2 separate regions of the Mus musculus genome follow, and region 2 is linked to region 1. The links are chromatin loops, found by intact Hi-C in ENCODE. Cell type or tissue: heart. All regions are shown on one strand.

The links. A loop is a pair of places that touch in the nucleus more often than their neighbours do. Peaks named below come from ENCODE experiments on the same cell type or tissue, not always from the same donor. Only the 100,000 strongest peaks of a DNase experiment are listed, where the experiment ranks them.
Region 2: a loop joins it to region 1, with 2.2 times the contacts of the local background. A loop is called at or near these places in 3 of 42 quality-filtered maps.

The regions. Positions count from the first base shown.
Region 1 is chr14:32,187,865-32,195,864 of GRCm38, forward strand. Timm23 (translocase of inner mitochondrial membrane 23) reads right to left here. Exons shown (of 7, transcript NM_016897.3): 3 at 5,990-6,083; 4 at 5,539-5,623; 5 at 3,478-3,536; 6 at 1,280-1,390. LOC115488402 (a small nucleolar RNA gene) reads right to left here and starts at 4,186; the gene lies at 3,990-4,186. In heart, CTCF peaks have their summits at 4,774 (motif pointing left) and 5,943 (motif pointing left); no DNase peak of the experiment used is centred here.
Region 2 is chr14:31,653,575-31,661,574 of GRCm38, forward strand. The region is part of intron 1 of Btd (biotinidase); the gene reads left to right. Among named protein-coding and RNA genes, the nearest start is that of Btd, 17 kb to the left of the region's middle. In heart, a CTCF peak has its summit at 3,441 (motif pointing right); DNase peaks (open chromatin) are centred at 3,477, 6,067, 6,487, 6,957 and 3 weaker places; H3K4me3 peaks cover 184 bases; H3K27ac peaks cover 5,308 bases.

The DNA of each region.
Region 1 (8,000 bases):
TTTGGTCTCAAATTTCCTACACAGCTAAAAAGGACCCTCAACTTTTGATTTTCTACTACTAGAGTGCTGGGATTTTATGTGCACACTACATCTGGTTTTATATAACACTGAATATTTAACCCAGCACAACTTCATGTACGCCAGACAAGCCCAAACCATCTGTCTCTGATATATGCCTTTCCCCTCACATGCCTTCATCAGGTGTAAAGTTTACCATTTGTAGCTATACTTGAGGCGAATTATCATAAATTTTAAACATAATTAGCAGTATTCCTCAACTACTTTGGCTTTATGCTTCCACCTTTTCTTTTTCATCTTGAGATAAGGTCTGGGTAGCCCTGGCTGTCCTGGAACTTGCTCTGTAGACCAGGCTGGTCTCAAGCTCAGAGATCCATATACCTCTGCCTCCTGAATGCTGGGATTAAAGGCGTAAAGCACCATGCCTGGCTGCTTCTACCTTCTATCCAGGTTTCTAACAATCTCTCACAAGTATAACTCTAGTAATTCTTTGATTGATTGTATATTGGTGTTTTGCAAGCATGTCAGTATATACATGGACACAGTGCCCACAGGGGCCAGGAGAGGGACTGGATCCTCTGGGAATAGAGTTAGAGATGGTTGTGAGAATCAAATCTAGGTCTTTTGAAAGAACAGCCAAGTAGTTTTAACTGCTGAGCTATCTCTCCAGCCCAATTCTAGTAATGCTTTGTTCAAATATCTTTGATGACTTTTAACCTAAATTTAAACTTCTCACTCTAGCTTCCTATGTTTCAAATCTAAAACTCTCTTCCAGACTTGTGTCCCACACCTTTCCTATGATATACTTGAAGTTCCGCCCACTGTTCAGGCCCAGCTTGACTATTACCCCTCCCTTTTCTAAGAGTTCCCTTATTTCTAAAGGCATTCTAGAGGCAATGTGGTTATGGCAAAAAATCCAAAACAAAGAGAGAGAGAGAGAGAGACACACACAGAGAGAGAGAGAGACGGACACAGACAGAGAGAGAGAGAGAGACAGACAGACACAGAGAAACAGAGACTTTTGGATCAGACTAGGATTTGCTTAGCCTAGGTCACAAAAGAAAGGTATAGCAGGTAAAGACAGTTTATCTTGCCTTGTTTATGAAAAAAAGTCTGACTTTACTCCCTTGAGGCTTGCATATGAGAGGACTTAGAAAATGATAAAATCCTTAATAACTATATGCACACGTGTGTATTTTTTCCTCTGAATATTATATATGACAGTTAAAACCATCTCAGTTGTCCACTCAGTATAGCTCACCTGTACATTTATACAACATCCCGGTCATGGTTCCAGCTGCTACTGTGTTGAGGTCATCTTCTGCACCCCGTGTTTTCTCAATGATAACACCAAAAGCACTATAGAGCAAAGCTAAAGCAGAAAGACAGCGATGAAAGTTAGAACAGTCATTGTCTTAGGTAAGCACAGCCACAGACAAACAGAACCATCTCTGAAGCTCTGCTTTAACAGGAAAATTCCGGCAACAAATAAAATGTCCACCAAGAGCATCTGCATCACTGCAGGGATCCAGAAAGGGATTTCCCATAATAGTCACATAAAAGGTAGGAAGATGCCAGGCCACGGTGGCACATGCTTTAGTAGGGAGACAGAGGCAGGTGGATCTGAGTTCAAGGCCAGCCTGGTCTACAGAGTGAGTTCCAGGAGAGCCAAAACAAAAAAATAAAAACAAAAATCAAGAAAACCCCTCATTTACTGATACATAAAATCAGGTACATGTGCACACAACTGACTGGCTATACAAAGAAGGGGTTGTGAAGATGCAGAAGAAATGCTATTACTAGAAAGTATTACTGCAGAGTCTAAGAAAAATATCTCAAATTTTACTTATGCTGCCTATACTTTTAAAAAAAGTACCCACATATTTCTATTATAGAAAAACACTGTAGGCAACAGTGACACACACCTTTAATCCTAGCCCTAGTGAGGCAGAGGAAGGAAGCTCTCTCTGTAAGTTAGGGATCAGCCAACTCTACATGGCTCAAAAAAGCTAAAACCAACTCTAGCTATACTTGCCTTCCCAACATTCCATCAAGCGCAGCCTTGCCAGCTGTCTGTTGTAGAACTTCTATACTTTTTTTTTAAAGATTTATTTATTTTTTTATATATATGTAAATACACTGTAGCTGACTTCAGACACCACAGAAGAAGCATCAGATCTCATTATGGATGGTTGTGAGCTACCATGTGGTTGCTGGGATTTGAACTCAGGACCTTCAGAAGAGCAGTCAGTGCTCTTAACCACTGAGCCATCTATCTCTCCAGCCCCTGAACTTCTATACTTTTTATGAAAATGATCACATAGATAACATTGTGACCAGCCACATCATATTACAATGGAGCACACGGTAACCACCACAGTGATCATCTATTGCTTCTTGCCTAAAACTACAGGGCTTTCTGGAATGCAGGATTTCCAGGGCTAAAAATAAATAAGTTGTGATGTAGGCAGAGGCTGCTGAGTTCCCTAGGTATATAAGCAATTACAAAAGAACAGAGGAACATGACTTGTGTGTATAGAAGGTTGTTTCAGGGTTGTAGACGTAAGCAGACTATCAAAGCCATCATTTATCAAAATACAAAATGGGAATTTGGCTTTCTGGTATGAAAATGCACTTTCCAAATTTCATAACAAGTTACAATAGTGGCCTTTTGTCTTTTCAAGTTTGTTCCTTATTCCATCTGCTATAAGTAGAAAGAGTACCATTAAGTTCAGCTTGTCTAAAAATTATGAAAACTTTAGAAGGTAATGTGTATGCGTTACAAGTAGATTATAAATCACTAGCAATCAGAAGAACAAACTATTCATGGTCAGTGTAATCAAAGCACTGGGCTCTGACTAAGCACCATTAAATCACCCCTTGTCTACAACTGGGAATGCTTTCCTTATCTACAAGAGAGTTACTGCAAATCTACAGATGAACTCACTAAATCAACAGGCTACTAGGAAAACAAAGCATAAAGACTGACTCCATCTGTCTGTCTGTCACGTCTCACTACAGGACTTTGAACCTTCCCCAACATGTATAGCTCCATTACTTGGACATCTTTTAGTTGAAAACAGGATTTTACTTAGCATACTGTTAGACAAGAGCATTTACGAGTCTTTTCTCAGATGGTAGTTACAATATTTACCAGAGTGGATTTAAATGTTGTTTAGCCTAGAACCAGAATCTTGGTTGACCAAACTGCACATTCTTTTTTTATATGAATGACTTACTAGCTGGGGATATGGCCCAGGGGAGGAGTGTTTGCCTAGCATGCCAGGAGCCCTGGGCTTGTTCCCCAGGGCACATGTGTAATTTCAGAACTTGGAAGACGGGACCAGGAAGATCAGCATCCCAAGCTTCTCAACTACATAACTAAAGTATGAAGTGAAACTGGGCTACACGAGGCATTGTCTCAACACAAAAGATTAATCGAACAAGATTTATACTTACCCAGGGAGCCTAGAGTATTAGCCCAAAGTGCTCCTTGCCTAGTCACCATATTCAAAATCCTACCAGGGAAGAATGAGAGAGAGAGAAAAATGTATTTAGGGTCACTGCTTCTCTAGTAATCTTATAAGCCATAGCTATAGCTATTTAAAATATATAGGCCCACGCCTAAATGATTTTTGGAACTTCAAGGTACACCTTAATACCACCCCAGATTTTAATAAATAAGGTTGTTACTTTATATAAGTGAGGTTTATGATAGTAAAGGCACAAAATTATTTAGGACAGATTAAATACAAAGGCTTTAAACAGCAGCCTGAAATGTATTTACAAACTGATGATCTGTGTTAAAACAATGTCACTGTACCTGTGACAGAGTGGTTTGACATTCTTTGGGAAAGGGAATACATTTCAGAATACTAAGTAGGGCCAATGGAAAGGACATGGGTGTTAGAGTGCAAAGCAGAACTGAAGAGAAAGGAAGAGCTGCCTTTACTAGAGCACACGGAGAAAGCACTGTCTGCTCCCATACTAGAACTAAGCAGTCAAAGCGAATGCTTAGCACACTCTCAAGGAAGCAAAGTTTGGTCTTACACCAGAGTCACAGCCCACCAGAACGGTGACCCAGCAACCAGGTGAAGAGCACACATTACTCTCCCAGCAGTGTAACACCATCACAGGAATGTGTCTGGGATGGCTGACTACTACTGGGTAACACACTAAGAACTTGGTAGAGCTCTCTGGGGACGGTCTGTCGGCACACTTCACTTCCGTTTGTGAGCCTTTATCTACTGCTCACATTTTATCACCTGCCACTTTCCCACAACTCTGCAAGGCAGAAAGTAGACAAAGTTTTTACTCAAGATCACAAAATATTAAGTGGTTAAACTACAATTCTCGAGTTAAACACAACATGTTTGGCTATAAATTCTACCCCTTTCCAATTATTAAATGCTGCTTCTCAATATGGGAAGATGAGAAGATTATGTTGCTATTGTTTTCAAAAATGGAATATAGCATTTTGTTTAAGAGACTTCCCACTTCTAAATTCATTATAAATATTGGTTGGGGATTTGTTTCAAAATGATACAATAGAAGAAACTGGGTGACTGGCCAAGGCTGAGGGTTGTTGTAGAAGAATTAGGGTTCACAGGTATTTATTACAGTATTTTAGCTTCTCATACTACAAAATCTGCATTGTCAACAAAGGAGTTCATGCAGTAACAGCAACAGAAAAACCTGGCAAGCCTCTAAGGTTTCCTAAGGCCAACTCCAGCACGCCTGCTGCCACCTTCTGGCAGGACGATACATTCACAATTCAGAGATTAAGAATGCTTCTGGGCAGATGGCTCACTGGGTAAGTGGGATAGCTCCTGAGAAAGGACACTTTAGGCTGACCTTTGGCCTTCATATGCACCCGCTCATGTGGACATCTGCACACTTGCACATACATATATAATAATGATCTTGGAATTGTAGAAATTCCAGTTAAGGGGCTGGTGAGATGGCTCAGTGGTTAAGAGCACCAACTGCTCTTCAAAGGTCCCGAGTTCAACCACATGCAACCACATAGTAGCTCACAAAATCTGATACCCTTTTCTAGAATGACTGAAGACAGCTACAGTGCACTTACATATAATAAATAAATAAATCTTTAAAAAAAGAAATTCTAGTTGAGTGTTTCTGCCCCTCCCCATTTAAGCATGTCAGCAAGAAGCTAATAGATCTAGCTTCTATCATCAAGTTCTGAGTCCTACAGGCCCAAGAACAATCAAAAATCCCTATTAGTAACTCAACAATTTAAAAATATAAATTTGCCATATAAATTTGGAGAGCACATGTAAACCAAAAAAATCAGATTGGGGTTGTACCAGTTAAATGAAGACACTAACCAAAATCTACACCCCTGCAAAGCTAGGACACAGTAACTTGGTTCCTTATGCTTTGAAACCAAAACCATATATTAAAAGAGAGAGAGGTGGTGGTGGGGGTTGTTAATTATCTAAGCACTTTATTAACACCAGACCCCAAAGCAGTGGTTACTATGCAAGCATCTAGACTTACTGTACATTTCTTGGTTTGGACCAGGCCATGCTCTGGGTTTCCTTCAATCCTAAACGAAGACCGTTCATTGCCCCGAATGCGGCCCCTGGTGGCAAATCATAACAATTAAAAAAAAAAAAAAAGCTTTTTATTAAAAATAATTCTGGTTGCTTTTTTATATAATGAGAAATGCAATACAAGCTTTAAAAACGAAAAGAATATCCTAGTTACTTTTCACTTTAAGCACCATTAACGACTTGGATTTAAGGACATTACAAATAAAAATATTGGGGCTGGAGAGATGGCTCAGCGGTTAGATGGCTCCTTCAGAGGTTGTGCTTTCAATTCCCACAACCACATGGTGGCTCACAACCATCTGTAATGGGATCTGATGCCCTCTTATGGTGGGTTGAAAGACAGCGACAGTGTTCTCATACATAAAATAAAATAAATCTAAAAATAAAAATTGTACCTGTCATGCAACATCCTCCAATGGTAAAGAAAGCTAGTTCAAATCTGCCTCGGGTTTTATTAGCTCCAGTTGGCAAAATAAATTCATCAGTATCCTAAGGGTCAAAAAGGAAAACCAAGATGAGTGCTCCCTGAAGACCCAGGCAGCTGTATTTTTTTCCTATTTTTCTCTTTTAGTTTTGAGACAGTATCTCATTATTTAGTCTAGGCTGGTCTGGAACTCACAATTATCCTGCCTCAGTTTCCCAAGTACTTGGATTACAGGTCAAATTTTCAAAGTAGTTTGGAAATAAGTAAACAACCAAATTAATACAAACTCAGATATCAAATTCAAGCAAAAGTAAAATTGTCTGCAATAACAGCCAACACATAAATCAAAAGTGATGTGACAACTTCTTGGATGTCAACTGGTCTACATATGGAACTAGCTGAAACCTAAGCAACTGGCTGGGCACATCTGTGATTTTTTTTTCCCAAAATCATTTAAAGTAGGAAGAGCCGCTTTTAATCTGGGATCTTTAAAAGTGGAAAGATTTACCTTTATTCTGGGCCACACCTTCTGGTGGCAGCCTCTATAAATTAAAGGACATGAAAGATGAAAGCTTTCTCTGCCTAACAAGTCCATTCCTTCATTGGCATTAGAGCCTTCTTCCCATATTCTGGCATATACTGAAGACTAGTTGAGACATCAAGCCATACATAGATTGAACAACTACTGGATTCACATACTTTCTGTTGGTAGATAGCCACTGTTGGCTAGCTGGATTACATACAGCGTGTAAACCATTTCAATAAATTACACACACACACACACACACACACACACACACACACACACACACACACACTCATTCTATAAATTCTGTCCCTCTAGAGAAGCCTGACTAATACAAGTGACATGAGTATAACACACTGAATTCTTTGGAGAGATTTTTCTTCCAGAACTAATTTACTCCATCTATTCTTTCATAGCATAAATCTGACAAGGGCAGAAAGTAACCACATTCTTTGCCAAACTATCACAATAATAATAGTCTTTAGGATACATACTAATATTTTCTCCTCTGAAACCTCTTGAGCTGGACCCCCACAGTTCAAATCACCCTCAGCACTACTGTCTTCCATGCTCCAACTAGTAAGGCCCATTAACCCAAGCTTAAAGCATTGAGCTGCTTTTCTGTCCCAAAGTCCACATTCTTCCAAAGAAAAACATGGTCAGGACTATCACAGCAATCCCCCAGTTCCTGGAACTATCTAATGTCTTAGGGTTTCTATTGCTGTGAAGAGACACCATGCCTATGACAACTCTTACTGGGGCTGGGATACATACATTTCAGAGGTTTAGTCCACTACCATCACAATGGAAGCATGGCAGACATATGGCCCCAGAGAGGTCATTCGTGCTACCCCATACTCACTATAGATAATGATCTGGTGGACAATAAAAAATTTCTGCTTGGTTATTTTGTATATCAGAGATGCTTCCTGAGTTCTCAAGTAATGACCCGATTTTAACTTACTCTCAACCTCTTGTTTTTAGAAATGTTTTATTTGGCCAGAAAAGGTAAAATTCAATTCAGAAATAGACAATTAATCAAAATTGGAAATAAGAAGGACAAGCAAGAGTAGCAGTCTACACTCCTGTATATCAGTCACAGTGAACACCAGACGGGCTGGAGACAAGTGTACAGCTGCCACAGACCCTCTGGATCCCTTTGTCTGCTTGGAACGGGTCTCTAGTCCCAGGTGGGCAAAGCGTTGGATGAGATGACAGACAGATGCACACAGGAGAGGTAGTGTAGAATCTGAATGTAATTTGTCAAATCGAGCATCAAACTTTTTATACAGAAGAAAATAAGGAAGTTGGGTGACACACCAGCAAGGTACAAAGTGGTTACTGGATTCTTACATAAAACAGAGGAATGCAAATACAGAAGGTCTAACAGGAACCACCTGGGATAGAATTCATTGATAACAACTGGGACCAACAAGTGCTCCACCTAAGATTCACT
Region 2 (8,000 bases), 530 kb before region 1:
GAAGAGCTCCTGCACTGCCTTGTCACGGCACCAAGATGGGTGCCCTAGAGGTCACAGTTACACCGAGGACAATCTGTGTCCTTGTGCCTTTGACCTTGAACTGAGGGCTTCATCTGTGCATGGGGCTCTCCCGCCAGGTGAGGTGGGGACTGTCCCTCTCCCATGGGGATGCTGGAGAGGGCTGGCTGAAGTTCGCTTGTCTCTTCTCCAAGTCAGTTAGGTTCAGCTAAAACCTTCCCAGGTTACTCTCTGATAAAGTGACTTCTTACCAGGGTGGGCCTGCTGAAGAGCAGAGCCTCTGGCTACTTTCCCCCTGGCCCTGGCAGGGGAGGCAGGGAATTCTCCAGTCTTTGGGGAAATCAGTAGAACTCCTAGAAGGCAGACTCCCGCCGGCCCCTGGGTCTGACCATCCCAGCCTCATCATGCTGAGCCTCCTGCAGGCCTCAGTGATGGGTTAGTCTTCCTGACAGGTTCTGGGGGCCAAGGAGCTTTCTGCTCATCAGCTTCTTGAGGCAATGGTCGGCTGCAGGGGTTCAGTTCTCTGCCAGAGCTGAAGAGAAACCCTGGTTCCCAGCTTGTCCGGCTCTGGTTAGGATAGAGCCACGGTATCTGTGCTTTCTGTGGGCCAAACTAGAAACTTGAACTCTTTGGTATTTTTTAAATGGTTTTGATTTATTAGAAAAATCGTGTAGCACTGAAGAGAACAATCTTTTTTTTAAAAAAAAGATAGTCTCTCTCTATGTAGATCAGGCTGACTTCAAAATCATGGTGCCTACCTGCCTCTGCCACCCCAGTGCTGGGATTAAATGAAGTCTTTTTCAAAATTCTTGTTTTTCAAGACAGGGTCTCTCTTTATAGCCCAAGCTGTCCTGGAACTCACTATGTAGACCAGGCTAGCCTCAGAACTTACAGAGATGCAGCCGCCTCATCCCTGCTGTTGGGACTAAAGGCATGCACCTTAGAGCTGTCTTGATGTCTGTATTTTGCACATAGATTGTATCAGTTTGTCCTTCCATCATTTTAACTGCTTCGCTGCTTAGACATTTGTTCCGTATACCTGATGCCCAATTCCACTTTATGATCTGTTAACTCCAAGTTGGGAGTGATCTCTTTGTACGGGTCACAGGGTGTTTGAGCTCATTTCCAAATTGTTATTTGGTCATCCTCGGTTTGCTTATTCAGTCAACCTTTCCTCCATTTTTTGCGTATGGCATAGAAAGACTGTGTAGGCTTTTTCAGAGACAGATGTGGGTGAAATCCTGCCTGTGGCATAAGTCCCTCTCTAGTTAAAGGGTAATCTCTCCAACCAAGGAACTAGAGTGCCCGCCTCAGCTCTGTAGTAATGCTAAGCAGTGCAGAGGGTAACACTTTCCTGGGGGAGACCAAACCCTCCCTTCCAGCCTTAGCCCCAGTACCCTTGGCATGCCCCGGGTCTGGAGGACCTGAGCCCTCACGCTTGGTAAAGCAGCAGGATTTGGGAGGACTGGCCACATGCCCATCCCGCTGAGATTCTAGGAAGCACAGGACAGTGGGACTTGTACTGGGATGTGGCTGCAGTTGTAGCTGAGCCGGGACCTATACTACAGAGAAAGAAGGTGCCCACATAATTCCTGACTTAACCACATCAGACCAGGCAGAAATGCTAGTGCCTCGCAGGCTGAGGTGCAGGTACCACGTGCTACTCGAAGCTCTATACTACTGACCAGTTAAATAGGCCTGGGCAGGGCAGGGTGGGGGAAGGAGGTGGGGGGATGGAGCTGCCATTTCTATCACACTCTGTTCTCTGACTGAACACCAACAGCCTCTCTCAAGGTGGTGTGCCTGTGCCCAAACAATGCCACAAACAATGTCACATGTCTCCTCTTCCTGATCAGGGTCCCTGAGTGTCTGTCGCCTCTGGCTGAATGAACATAGCTAGCTACCTTTCCAATATGTCCCCGTCAGCTTTGCAGTGGAGAAGGGGCCTTTGCATGTGGCCTGTCGGCCTCTTGCTTCCATGTTGGTTGTTCTGTCTCTTCCACACCCCCTGCCATCGCTCTGGTAGTGAAGGACATCGTGTGGATATGAGGGACAGGAGGTGACGTTGGCCCTGTCACCCACTGCCTGCTTCTGCATCTTCATTCCTCGCTTCCGAGGATCAGCAGGCAGGAGCACGGGTGTCTGACGAGAGCAGGCGCTTGGTTCTACCCGACAGACCTAGAGAGCTTGCGTCCATTGTTCACGTAGGGATTGGTGCCCAACATGCATTTAAAAGGAAAGGTCGGCCTTGGTGTTGTCTGTCTTCTGAGTTCATCTTCCCAGACCAGGTCAGCAGGGGGCTCTAAGCCCACTGTGTTGTTCTTTTAGAGGGTGGTCCTTATGACTCCAATTTTAATTAGCTCAACAGGAAAATGAAGGGGAAATTTATAACACACTCCCAAAACAATTCCCTATTGAGGGTCACTTCAAATAATTTTATTTAAAATGAATTCTCAGAATATTGCCCAGGTTGGTCTTGAATGAGATTATCCTCTTGGGCAGCCTCCTGATGGCTGGGCTCATATAACACTCTTCCTGGCATTTGGTGGATTCGATGATGGCTCTTGGGAGCTGTGAGCTTTACAGAAGAGGAAACTACCTGGAGATGCCGCCCTGTGGGCTCTCCTCACGGCTCAGCCACGGTTGTGTTTTCCTGTGAACTCTGATGTGGCGTGAAAAGTGCATTATGCTTTGTAGAATAAGGCTGGGTGACTTCTCAGAGAATTCAGTATACTCTGCTGCCCTGTTTTGTTTGTTTTAAGTCGGTGACTGGAGGGAAAGCTGTAGCATTGGTTATCTAAGGTGTTCCTGGTCTGGCTAAGGTGAGCACCAAGTCTGTTAACCAGCTGCCTTTATTTCACATCTGTGGCTGCTAAGACAACCTGACCCAAAGTAACATGGGGCAGGAAGCGGTGTGTCTGGCTTACAGTTCCAGGTCGCAGTTCGTTATAGCCGACAGGTAAGGCAGGAGCGTCAGTCACACCCACCATCTAAAGCTGAGAGAGAAGGGTGACTGCTCCTGGCTCCTCCTGTCTTAGTCTCTGCCCATCCATTAGCCGCACACACACATACCTGCAGGCCAGCCCAGGTAATCCCTCAGTGACCTCTCTTCCTAGGAGACGCTAGGTGTGTCCCACCACATCAGCCAAATGTTGCCAAACTGTTGGCAGGAAGTTCTCATCACTGAAAACACTTTGAAATCTATTCACATCCTATCAGGGCCTAAGGAAAAGCATCTGAGAAATAAAGGTGATGCTTTTGAGTTCTGGCCTAGGAAGAATGAATCTTAAAACAGCCAAATGTTTCAGTATTTTCATTATTAAGTAGATGGGCAAGATATTAGAAGTGGAAAGAGAAGGGGAAAACCAAAACCCATTGCTACTGCCCGAGTCTGTCGCCCACTGGTGTTATTCTCAGTTTGTCCACCAGGTGGAAGTCACACCTGCAAAATCAGTCAGCTGGGTGTTTCCCTCCATACATTGGTACACACAAAGACCCTCCTTACCTTAAACTTAAACCCTGTGGCACCACAGGAAGATACTTAAAGTAGTGAGCCTGGACCTAGAGCCCTGCACATGCTGCCCAGTGCTGTACCATGGAGCTACACCCTTAGTCCGGGAGATTTTATTCTATTTAAATTGTGAAGGCATTCCCCATTTGAGAGAGAGAGAGAGAGAGAGAGAGAAAGAGAGAGAGAGAGAGAGAGAGAGAGAGAGAGAGAGAGAGAGAGAGAGAGAGAGAAAGACAACATTTAGGTTAACATGTCGCAATTGTTGGATATCTTGTTTAGTTTAAGATACATTGTTCTAGTTAGTAAAGCAGAACTTGGCCCCCGTCCAAGCACAGTGCAGTTATTTCTGCCTGTCATTGTTAAAGGGAAAAGGTGAAGCCACAGTTTACAGATGTACCTGGGAGGACTGGACCCTTTATGTTCCTTGTGGGTTCAGCCATGAATTGCTACCAACACTGGTTGTCACATTGTGTTTATTTACACAGGACCTTTTCAGATGGCTTGCAGACTGTCATCCAGATAACTCAACAATGGCTGTCTCACAGTAGAAAGGGCAAGAATCAGGTCGTCATCCAGCCCATGAGGGTGGCTGTCTCTGCAGTCCCAGTCTGAGGCTGGGTTCCTAGAGGATTCCTGGACTGTTGCTGGTTTTCAGTCTACACTGTCCTGAAGAAGATGGATTTAACTCCATCAGCAACAGGACAGGTGAACCAGCCAGTGAGAGTGAGGGCCTCAGGGAAACGGCAAAGTTTCCGTCTTCCACATCCCTGTATGTGAGCTGCCATCAGGAGGTGGGACCCAGATACAGGGCAGATCTTCCAGCTTCAACACTAAGAGAATCCCTCCAAGGAAGGAGTGTCTAGGAGTGTCTAGCAGCTTGGGTTTTAGTTGATTCCAGATGTAGTCAAGTTGACAACCCAAATTAGTCATAACAAGTCCACCCCTTGTCAACGTGACACGCGATGACATCTCTTTCTGTCATGGTTCATTTCCAAATTCAAACAGTGACCAGGTCATAGCTCTGCCTAACACTTGTAATGAGATGTGGCTGGAGGGCTTCAGGCCAGTGACTTGACACAGTGACTTGAGGGTCTTCCTGCAGTCCCACTGGCCACCGCTTCCCACCTGCCTCCCGTGCTCCAGCCACACTGCTTCTCTGGCTGTTTCTCCTGCCTCAGGCCCTCGGCATGGATGCTCCTCTTCCCCCTCCTGGTCCCATGGTCAGGTCTCTGCATGGCCTCACCGGCCTCACCTTCACTCTCACCCCCCTTCCCCACACTGTTGGAATGATCCCCACTCCCAGTGCCTGGCTCTCTTACATGGATCCATGGATAGCTCTGTATCCATGGCCTCCTGTGCGCCGTGGAGGAGCTCCAAGAGACCCTGTTTGCTCATGGCTGCATTCCAGACATGTGCCTGGGTCTGGCTCAGTTGGCTAGTATATGGATGTCTGCGGTGAGTATCTTCCTAGAAGAGGGGTAGCTTGGAGGCAGACCCTGTCTCAGAGCAGAGCACACCCACAGAAGGCAGATACTGTGTTTCTACAGCTGGTATTGGCCCAGGTTCCGCTTCAGTCTCTCACGTCACTTCAGTAAAAGGATGACTCTGTTACCATGATGTTGGGCCAGATACTTACTTCTCATTATTTTCTTTAGGGTCAAGGTCCTGACCATCTCCAAAGATGGGTTACTTTATGGGTTTCCAAGAACAACTTGGCCCCAGAGTCCCCTTGTTCCAAGGGACCCCTGTGTCCTTGTATCCCTGTTCATACGGTCATGAGCCGGCACCTAGAAACTGCCTCATCTACACATATCTGAAAGTTCTGACTCCACCAATCCTTCCCTTCCTCCCTTCTTCCCCTCCTCCCTCCCCCTTTCCTCCCCTCCTCCCTCCCTCATTCACATAGCTGGCCTTTGGCTCCTCTGTTGGGTGACCTTGAATTTCCTTTGGGTTTTAGTGTGGTATATACAGATGCATGTGCCCATATGTGTGTCTTGGTGGCCAGAGGTCAACATCTGGAGTCTTCCTCTATCATTCTCTACTCTCTTTTATTTTATTTTATTTTATTTTATTTTTGGACAGGGTTTCTCACTGAACCTGAGTTCAGGGCTAGACTAGCTGACTGTTGAGTCCTTAAGATCCACCTATCCCACCCCACACAGTGCTGGGGTTGCAGGTGTGCCACCATGCCCAGCTTTTCTGTGGGTGCCAGGGATCAGAATTTAGGTCTACTTTACTGCTTACCAAGCTATCTCCCCAGACCAATGGCCTTGAACTAATGATTCTCCCAGATCACCCGAGGATTGTTAGCTATGCAGTACCAGACCTGTTTTTTGTTGTTGTTGTTGTGTTGTTTTGTTTTGCAGTGTTAAGGTCAAAGCCAGGGCTCTATGCACGCTAGGCAAACACTCTGAGCTGAGCGACCTTCCTAGTCCCCGGGCCTGTCACTTTAAGATCGAGCACCCCTTCTGCTGCTGCTGAGCCCTTCAGTGTCCTTGCTCAGTCTTGTTAAGTTGTTCCTGAGACTGTCTGTGAGACAGACGCCAAGTGCAGAGGGGAAGCCAGCCTCACAGCCTTAATGACATGTCTCCTGCTTCACCGCTGTTTGGGAAGGGCAAACTCGTGCAGCTATTTTTATTACAGTTACTCATTCTCTCCTACCTCGTTAAGCCTGGATCTTTCAAGCATGAATATCTGGTTAAATATGCAGTGTCTAATTATTGATGCACACACACGCATACACACACACACACACACACACACACACACACACACACAGATGATTGCCACTTAGAGCTTTCCTACTGGACTCCTTCCACAAATAATACAAATTTTATTTTTCTGAAAATAGAAAGGAATGTGGTTTCTTGCTGGCTCTGCAGTTTCCTTGTTTGGCTGGATTACATGTTCTTAGAGTTAGGTGTTCTGTATCCCAGGGCGGGGCTAAGGCTCTGTGGTAGTGGCTGGTCCATGTGAGACCCTGAGTCTTATCCCATCCCTGGTGTACATGCAGAGCCCCATGTCCCCACATCTGTTATGCAGATACCACGAATGCCCTTCCTAGCCCAAGAGTTCTGACTTGCTCCCACCAAGGCCTGCCTCGTGTGTCTCTACCTCAGCTCTTCAAGAGGCCATCGACCTGGGCTTTAAAAGTGTTATCACTGTGACCGTGATGTCACTCAAACTACCCCATTATCATCCTTTCAAAATGGGATATAAAGTAGATTATTTGAGTCATTTAAAATTATTCCTTGGTATCTTTAGAGACAAAGTTCCAATAAGAAAGCTTATCAATTATACTTTTGTTTCCAGTCCAAAACTCATGACTGCTGGCTCAAAGGCCCCTTGTTCTTACCACAGAACATTGCTTACAGTGTAGATGAGTGGCACCAAGCCCTGGCCTTTGTGTGGTACATTTATCCCCTAGGGAAACAAGAAGCAGTTTGAGATGAGGGGTGGGAGGGAGCCCCTGCCCCCGGAGGCGCATTTGCTGTTGACTGGTTCTGAATGAGGAGCTCTAGGTCTCTTCTGTCGCTGAAATAATTACGGGTTGTTTCTGGGACTTTTTAGCTAAATAATGCACAGAACTAGTGGCCTGTGGTGTTTATTTGGGAATGCAAACTCTAAGAGTCCCGGCTTGAGGTTTGGACAGATGTTATTTTTGGGTAGGGTGCTAGTTTCTTCTTCAAGAACAGCAGTGGGATTCCTTGGTTTGTCAGTTACCTTAGTATTGAACCGGGATTCTTGGGCAGTTGTCAGCCCCTGTCTGTCTCCACAGGGCAGCTGTCTGGCTGAGGTAAACTGCCTGATCAGTTTCTGTGCCAGGGGAGGGGCTTTAGTCAGGAGGCCAGGGTGACTTTCAGAATGGCTTTGATTCTAGCCCTGCAAAAACCAGGCATGGTGGTGCAGAGCTGTAATCCCAGTTAGTAACACACACACAATTATGCCGAGCAAATGTTCTATTTTCCAGAGGTGTGGGGGGGGGGGGGTACAGAAATGTAATACAGAAGTCTAATTTACTTGTGTCCACTTTGTCATGGTAAGTAGAGACTACTCACTACAAAATTCCAATGTATTTTCTAGAAAATCACATGTTATGACTGTGAGAAGGATTTTCTTTCCAACCCGGTGTGATTTTTTTGTTTTTTGTTTGTTTGTTTTTGTTTTTTGAGACAGGGTTTCTCTGTGTAGTCTTGGCTGTCCTGGAACTCACTTTGTAGACCAGGTTGGCCTTGAACTCAGAAATCTGCCTGCCTCTGCCTCCCAAGTGCTGGGATTAAAGGCGTGCACCACTACGCCCCGCTTGAATCTGGTGTGTTCTTAAGCAAGTGATTTGGAGTAGCAGACAAAACAGAAAACAGTGGAGGCTCACTCGGATTCCAGGTGAAAGCCACACGGGACTCTGACAGGGAGAGAGTCCTTTATGGCTGCCCTATGGGTGACACAGCAGAAGCTAGGACTCCAGACCGTC